Linked DNA regions of Homo sapiens: region 1 is linked to region 2. A link is a contact called in ENCODE Hi-C or POLR2A ChIA-PET data. All regions are on one chromosome and are shown on one strand. The core of a region is the stretch at or near the end of the contact, and the rest is flanking DNA. Distances in the headings are between cores, read along the strand shown.

Region 1 (2,700 bases), core at 195-2,694, 210 kb after region 2:
ATGAAGGAGTACCAGGACGCCTTCCTCTTCAACGAACTCAGTAAGAATCCCCACCCCGCACCTGCACTGCCAGAGCCAACCTCAGAGGGAGGAAGAGGGAGCTCGGCGTAGAAGGCTCAGGCCCTGCCACCTGGGCGACACTGACCATGTGGCCTTCCTTCTCCCCACAGAAGGCGAGACCATGGACACCTCCTGAGTTGGATGTCATCCCCCGACCCCACCCTGTTTTCCACCAGAGTTCTGACACTGTGACTCTGTATAAAATGGTTGGGAAGCTGCACCCACCCTGTGTATGTGTGGTTGCCCTGAGCCCACAGAAAGACACCTCCAGAGTGCGGATTGAGAAGCCTTTATTGTGGGAGGATCGGGGTGTCAGGGCTCCAGGAGTCGGGATGGACTTGGAAGGCTGCGGGGAGGGTCTTTAGAGGAAGAGGAGGCCTGAGAGTTGGGGGTGGTCACAGGTCAAGGGGTGGTCTTTGGGACCCCCACAGTCAGAGGTGCTGCGGCGGCAGGGTCCACAGCGACAGCTGAGAGCCACAGGGAAGGAGACCACGGGGTCCACACCACGCGGGCAGCCAGGGAGCCGGATGGACTCGAAGCGCACATCACGGTAGGTGCACACCACCTGAGGCAGGGGCGGCAGGACCGCCTGCAGCACGCGCATCTGGAGGCCGTGTGAGTGGGGGAATGAGCATGTGCCTGAGGCCAGCGCCTCAGCTGAGCTCCCAAGCTGACCCCACAGGTCCTGGACTCAGGAGCCCAGGAAGCCCTCTGTTCCTGCCTTCCCACACCCCATTCCCCAACCGCAGGCCAGAGAGGCAGACCACCCTTCCTCCCCCGCTGCCTCTGTGGGTCTGGCCCTGAGGTGGCAGCATCTGCCCCTGGCCCCAGGCAGCTCACCATGGTGGGGCAGTAGCCGGCACAGATGGTGGTGTTGACGGTGATGCACACTGGGCAGCCCTCCTTCTCGACAGCCAGGATGGCATTGATGGGGTGGCACCATGGCCGAAGCGGCTCCCTGGATGCCCATGCCCCGCCCATGCTCAGCAGCAGCAACAGCAGCAGCCCCTGGGACAAGGACACTGCTTCACCCAGGTCTGAGACCGCAGCCCCGAGTCCTGGCCTTCCCATCCCGCGTGGTACACCACCCACAAAGACCCAGAGACCCTTCCCGGCATCTCCTATTCAGGACCCACCACCCGGACACCTGCCTTTCAGAGCCCACCCCACAGCCCAGAGGACCTGAGATGCCCCAACATTTCAGATCCCCACCCTCAGGAACTGCCCCACCTGAAGCTTACTGGGGGTCATGCCCCTCCAGAAAGAGGCCTCCTTCCACAGCTCACACGGGTCTGCCCCTTCTCATGCCAGTGATGGCCTGGAAGGAGGTGGAAGGTGCCCAGGGGCCCTGTAGTCTTACCTGGAGCATCTCCATCCTTGGTGCATCCCCTGCCTCGTGTATCTGGCTATATACCTCGGGGTTGTGGGGGCGGCAAGGCCACCAGGAGGTGATAGGATGCTGGGGTAACCTGGACACTAATCCCCCCGGGGGCGAGAGGTGCACATGGCCAGGGAGGCGCAGGAGTGGCTCAGCAGAGCGCCCCAGCCCTCTCCCCTCAGTGGTCTAGCGCCAGAGGTGAGGCAGAGACCACGGTGAAGTGACCTCAGAGACCCAGTTGTCGAGTGCTAGGGACTAGTCGAGCCTGGAGGCACAGGGAGTAGGGTGTAGGAAGGCCTGCCTCTGCCAATTGTGGGGTCTTGGGAGCCAGGAGGAGGCCATGACCCGAGAAAGGTGCTGGACTGAAGCCTCAACCCTCCACTTGAGGCTTTCCTGCACCACAGTCCAACCTAACAGGAGGGGCGCTGCTTCGGACTTAGCTTCTGCCCAGTGAGAGAGGGTCTCCCCGTGACTGTGCTGCCAGGGAAGCCACTTGACCCAGATGCCCCCAAGGAGGGATTAAGCCCGAGCCCCACCTCTCCCTTAGGGACCTCCGCCCACCCTACCCTCAAGCCAGGATGCCCGGAGCGTCCCCGGAAGTGGGTGTGGTTCAGGTGATTTAACTCATTATTTAATACGCCCGCAGGGTGCGTGTCTTGCCCCCGGGGCCACAGCCTGCAAGGACATTATCTGGACTTAGTCCCCTCTCCGTGATGCCGCAGCTGAGTGGGTGTCTGGGCTAGTCCCGCCCCCACGTTGCCAATAGACGTAATGAGTGCGACTCAGGCTGGGTCCGGAACCCTTCCTAGTGAGCGGAGGTCCCGAGCTCCGCTCGGCAGCGCGGCCCTGGGGGCGGGTCTGGGGTGGGGCTGGCCCTGACGGCTCACACCAGCGCCGGCTTCAAGCTGCCATAGCTGGAGTTCTCGGTACTGTAGGCTTTCGGCACGCTGTAGATGCCCCGCAGGGGCTTCCAGTGCGGGCCGCCCCAGGGCGCCTCCAGCGGGCAGAAGCGGTCGAGCCGCCGGAGCGGGTGCAGCAGGGGGCTGTAGGACTCCTGAGCCAGAGACAGGGCTCCCCGGTGCGGCATGGCCGAGGTCACCGGGCTGACGCGCGGCACGCGGACCCGCGGTGGTCGGGGCGGCCGGGAGGAGCGCGGACAGGGCGGCCGCTGCGGGCCGTGGCTCCAGACCTGGGGCGTCTCTTCGAAGCTCCAGTAGGTCAGGGAGTCCTTGCGGGGGTATCCGGACAGCTCCGTCCTGTGG
Region 2 (2,700 bases), core at 75-2,574:
TTATAACCAGCATTGTCTCTGCCAAATATCAGGGCTTATTTCCTATTCACCAGGTCTGAAATTAAAAAAAAAAAAAAAATCCCATTGTTGTCTTTTTCAATCCCCAGGACTATCCCTATGTTGCTGTCTAGGCCAGTACCTTCCAGACTGTCCCTACCATGGTCCAGCACTGTCCTCTCCACACCCCGGGACTGTCCCCATCACAGCTGAGGACTCAGCCCAATTATCTCCATTACAGGATATCTCTATCTTCATCAGAGCCTAGGAATGTCCCATCATGAGTTCAGGGCCATTCTATGACACCAGAACTGTGCCATGATGAGACGGTCCACATCAGTCCCAAGTGGACCTGTCAAAGCCCAGTACTGCCCCACCACAGTCCAGGAGTGTCACCACTAAAGCCCAGATTGCCCACATACCCCAGGTATCCCAGGACTATCCCTATCAGTCACTAAGAGCCGAAAAAAGTGAAATTCTGCCCTGACATTCATCAGCTAGGATAAGAGACTCAAATAAAGTCAGGTGTAAAGTTAACAGACAGTTCTCCCAAGGTTACACCGCAGCTGTGAAGGCTTGTAATGACCCCTTTCTTTGGCTGTTTCCTTCCTCACTGAGAAACCTTGTTCTCTGAAATCATAGACTCTGGGAAACGCTGCTGCTGTTTGACATCGCACAGTCAGAAGGGATCGTCTCAGCCAGCCTGCAGCATCTGTCACTTTGACCATGAGACGCTGCCTCGATTTCCAATCCAGGTGCAAAGCTTCAGATAGGAGTTTGGGAAGCACAGCAATCCCCATCTCTTATTTTTTTCAACTTTCATTCCAAGAAAATAGGACCTTGAGTCCAATTCCCAGAGCTGAGACTTGAGGTCCAACTCTGCCTTCACCTGCACCCGGCCCTGGAGGTCTGGGCCCCTTTATTCCAGCTCCCGCACAGGCTGATGCCCCACCGCACCCCAGGGCTCCGCTCCCCAAATCACAACCTCCCCACCCCCACGCCTCCCTCATTACAGGGTCCTCCACCATGTTTCCCTTTTTTTTTTTTTTTTTACCTCCCCGCCAATTACTTGCCCCACCTCATCCGCGTCTACCTGCTCCCCCTCACCCCATTAAAGCCTCGTGCTCCTTTCCAAAGGGCGCCATCCTCCTCCGCGCCCTGCAGCGGAACCCCAGGGCGGGAGGAGCGGCGCCGAGTCGGACCGGCTGCAGGCCAGTGGTCTTCCCGGAAGTGCGCCTCCCCCGGTTATTTCCCAGACCCCGGCGCGGGGCTGCGAACCCACCTGCCCCAGAGCGGCTGCGGCCATGATCCGTGCGGCGCGTAACTGTGCCCGCCCGGGGCGCGGCTCCGAAGAGAGACGTTCCGGCCACGCCCCGCTCACGCCTCCTTCTGGGGGAAGGCGGCCGACCAGCGCCCCAGGCCGTCCCAGCTCCAGGGCGTCGGCAGGGAGCCGGACACTGCTGCGGGGCGCAGGCGCTGGTGGGAGGGCAGGACTTGAAATACGGTCCCTGCCAGGCGAAGTGGCTCAGGTCTGTAATCTTAGCACTTTGGGAGGCCGAAGCGGGCGGATTACCTGAGGTCAGGAGTTAGAGACCAGCCTGGTCCAACATGATGAAACCCCGTCTCTACTAAAAATACAAAAAATTAGCCGGGCGTGGTGGCGGGCGCCTGTAATCTTAGCTACTCGGAAAGCTGAGGCAGGAGAATTGCTTGAATCGGGGAGGCAGAGGTTGCAGTGAGCCGAGATGATGCCACTGCACTCCAGCCTGGGCGACAGAGTGAGACTCCGTCTCAAAAAAAAAAAAAAAAAAAAGTCCTGGCTTGGTGGCTCACACCTGTAATCCCAGCACTTTGGGGGCCAAGGCGGGTGGATCACCTGAGGCCAGGAGTTCAAGACCAGCCTGGCCGACATGGGGAAACCCCGTCTCTACTAAAAATACAAAAATTAAGGCCAGGCACGGTGGCTTACGCCTGTAATCCCAGCACTTTGGGAGGCCGAGGTGGGCGGATCACAAGGTCAGGAGTTCAAGACCCGCCTGACCAACATGGTGAAACCCCGTCTCTACTAAAGATACAAAAATTAGCCGGGTGTGGTGGTGTGCGCCTGTAATCCCAGCTACTAGGGAGGCTGAGGCAGGAGAATCATTTGAACCCTGGAGGCGGACGTTGCGGTGAGCCGAGATCGCGCCACTGCATTTCCAGCCTGGGTGACAGGGTGAGACTCCGTCTCAAAATAAATAAATAAATAAAAATAAATACATAAAAATACAAAAATTAGTCGAGCGTGGTGCCGGGGGCCTGTAATCCCAGCTATTCGGGAGGCTGAGGCAGGAGAATCGCTTGAACCCGGGAGGCGGAGGTTGCAGTGAGCCGACATTGCACCACAGCACTCCAGCCTGGGCGACAGAGTGAGACTCCGTCTCAAATTAAAAAAAAAAAAAAAAAATCGTATCCCTCGGCCATCGTGTCTCGGCAATCCTACCCTGGGACACTCTGTCTCCAAATTCTACCCCCACAGTGCCCCCAAGTCCTGTCCCCGGGTCACTATCCTGCCACCCCTAACAGCCACAGGCCCAAACAGCCAAACCGCGGGACCCTTCCCTCACAGGGCGTCGCCCTGTTTTTCTGCGCTCCGCCCCAGTCCTCCTGCCCCACCCGCCAGCCCCGGGCTGTAGGGTCGGGGCCCACTGACAGCTCCCGCCC

The links. A loop is a pair of places that touch in the nucleus more often than their neighbours do. ChIA-PET counts read pairs that join two places held with the same protein, here RNA polymerase II (POLR2A). Pooled maps may share reads with other maps.
Region 1: a loop to region 2 is called in a pooled map, with 2.9 times the contacts of the local background. The contact joins the promoter of LHB here to the promoter of BCAT2 in region 2. A Hi-C loop is called at or near these places in 1 of 50 pooled maps. POLR2A ChIA-PET finds 5 or more read pairs at or near these places in 5 of 52 experiments (HepG2, RWPE1, WTC11 and 2 more).

Annotation. Positions count from the first base shown.
Region 1 is chr19:49,015,647-49,018,346 of GRCh38, forward strand. It overlaps LHB (luteinizing hormone subunit beta), which reads right to left and starts at 1,445. Exons shown (of 3, transcript NM_000894.3): 1 at 1,421-1,445; 2 at 901-1,068; 3 at 334-664. The coding sequence starts at 1,435. The coding sequence ends at 422. RUVBL2 (RuvB like AAA ATPase 2) reads left to right here. Exons shown (of 15, transcript NM_006666.3): 14 at 1-40; 15 at 171-324. The coding sequence ends at 196. SAXO3 (stabilizer of axonemal microtubules 3) reads right to left here. Exons shown (of 5, transcript NM_001396011.1): 5 at 2,322-2,694. The coding sequence ends at 2,322. RefSeq lists enhancers at 2,166-2,460, 2,270-2,700 and a silencer at 2,437-2,626.
Region 2 is chr19:48,809,705-48,812,404 of GRCh38, forward strand. BCAT2 (branched chain amino acid transaminase 2) reads right to left here and starts at 1,325. Exons shown (of 11, transcript NM_001190.4): 1 at 1,280-1,325. The coding sequence starts at 1,303. LOC105372432 (a long non-coding RNA gene) reads left to right here. Exons shown (of 3, transcript XR_936017.4): 3 at 640-1,133. RefSeq lists enhancers at 905-974, 1,248-1,542, silencers at 1,295-1,514, 2,591-2,700 and a cis regulatory region at 2,404-2,700.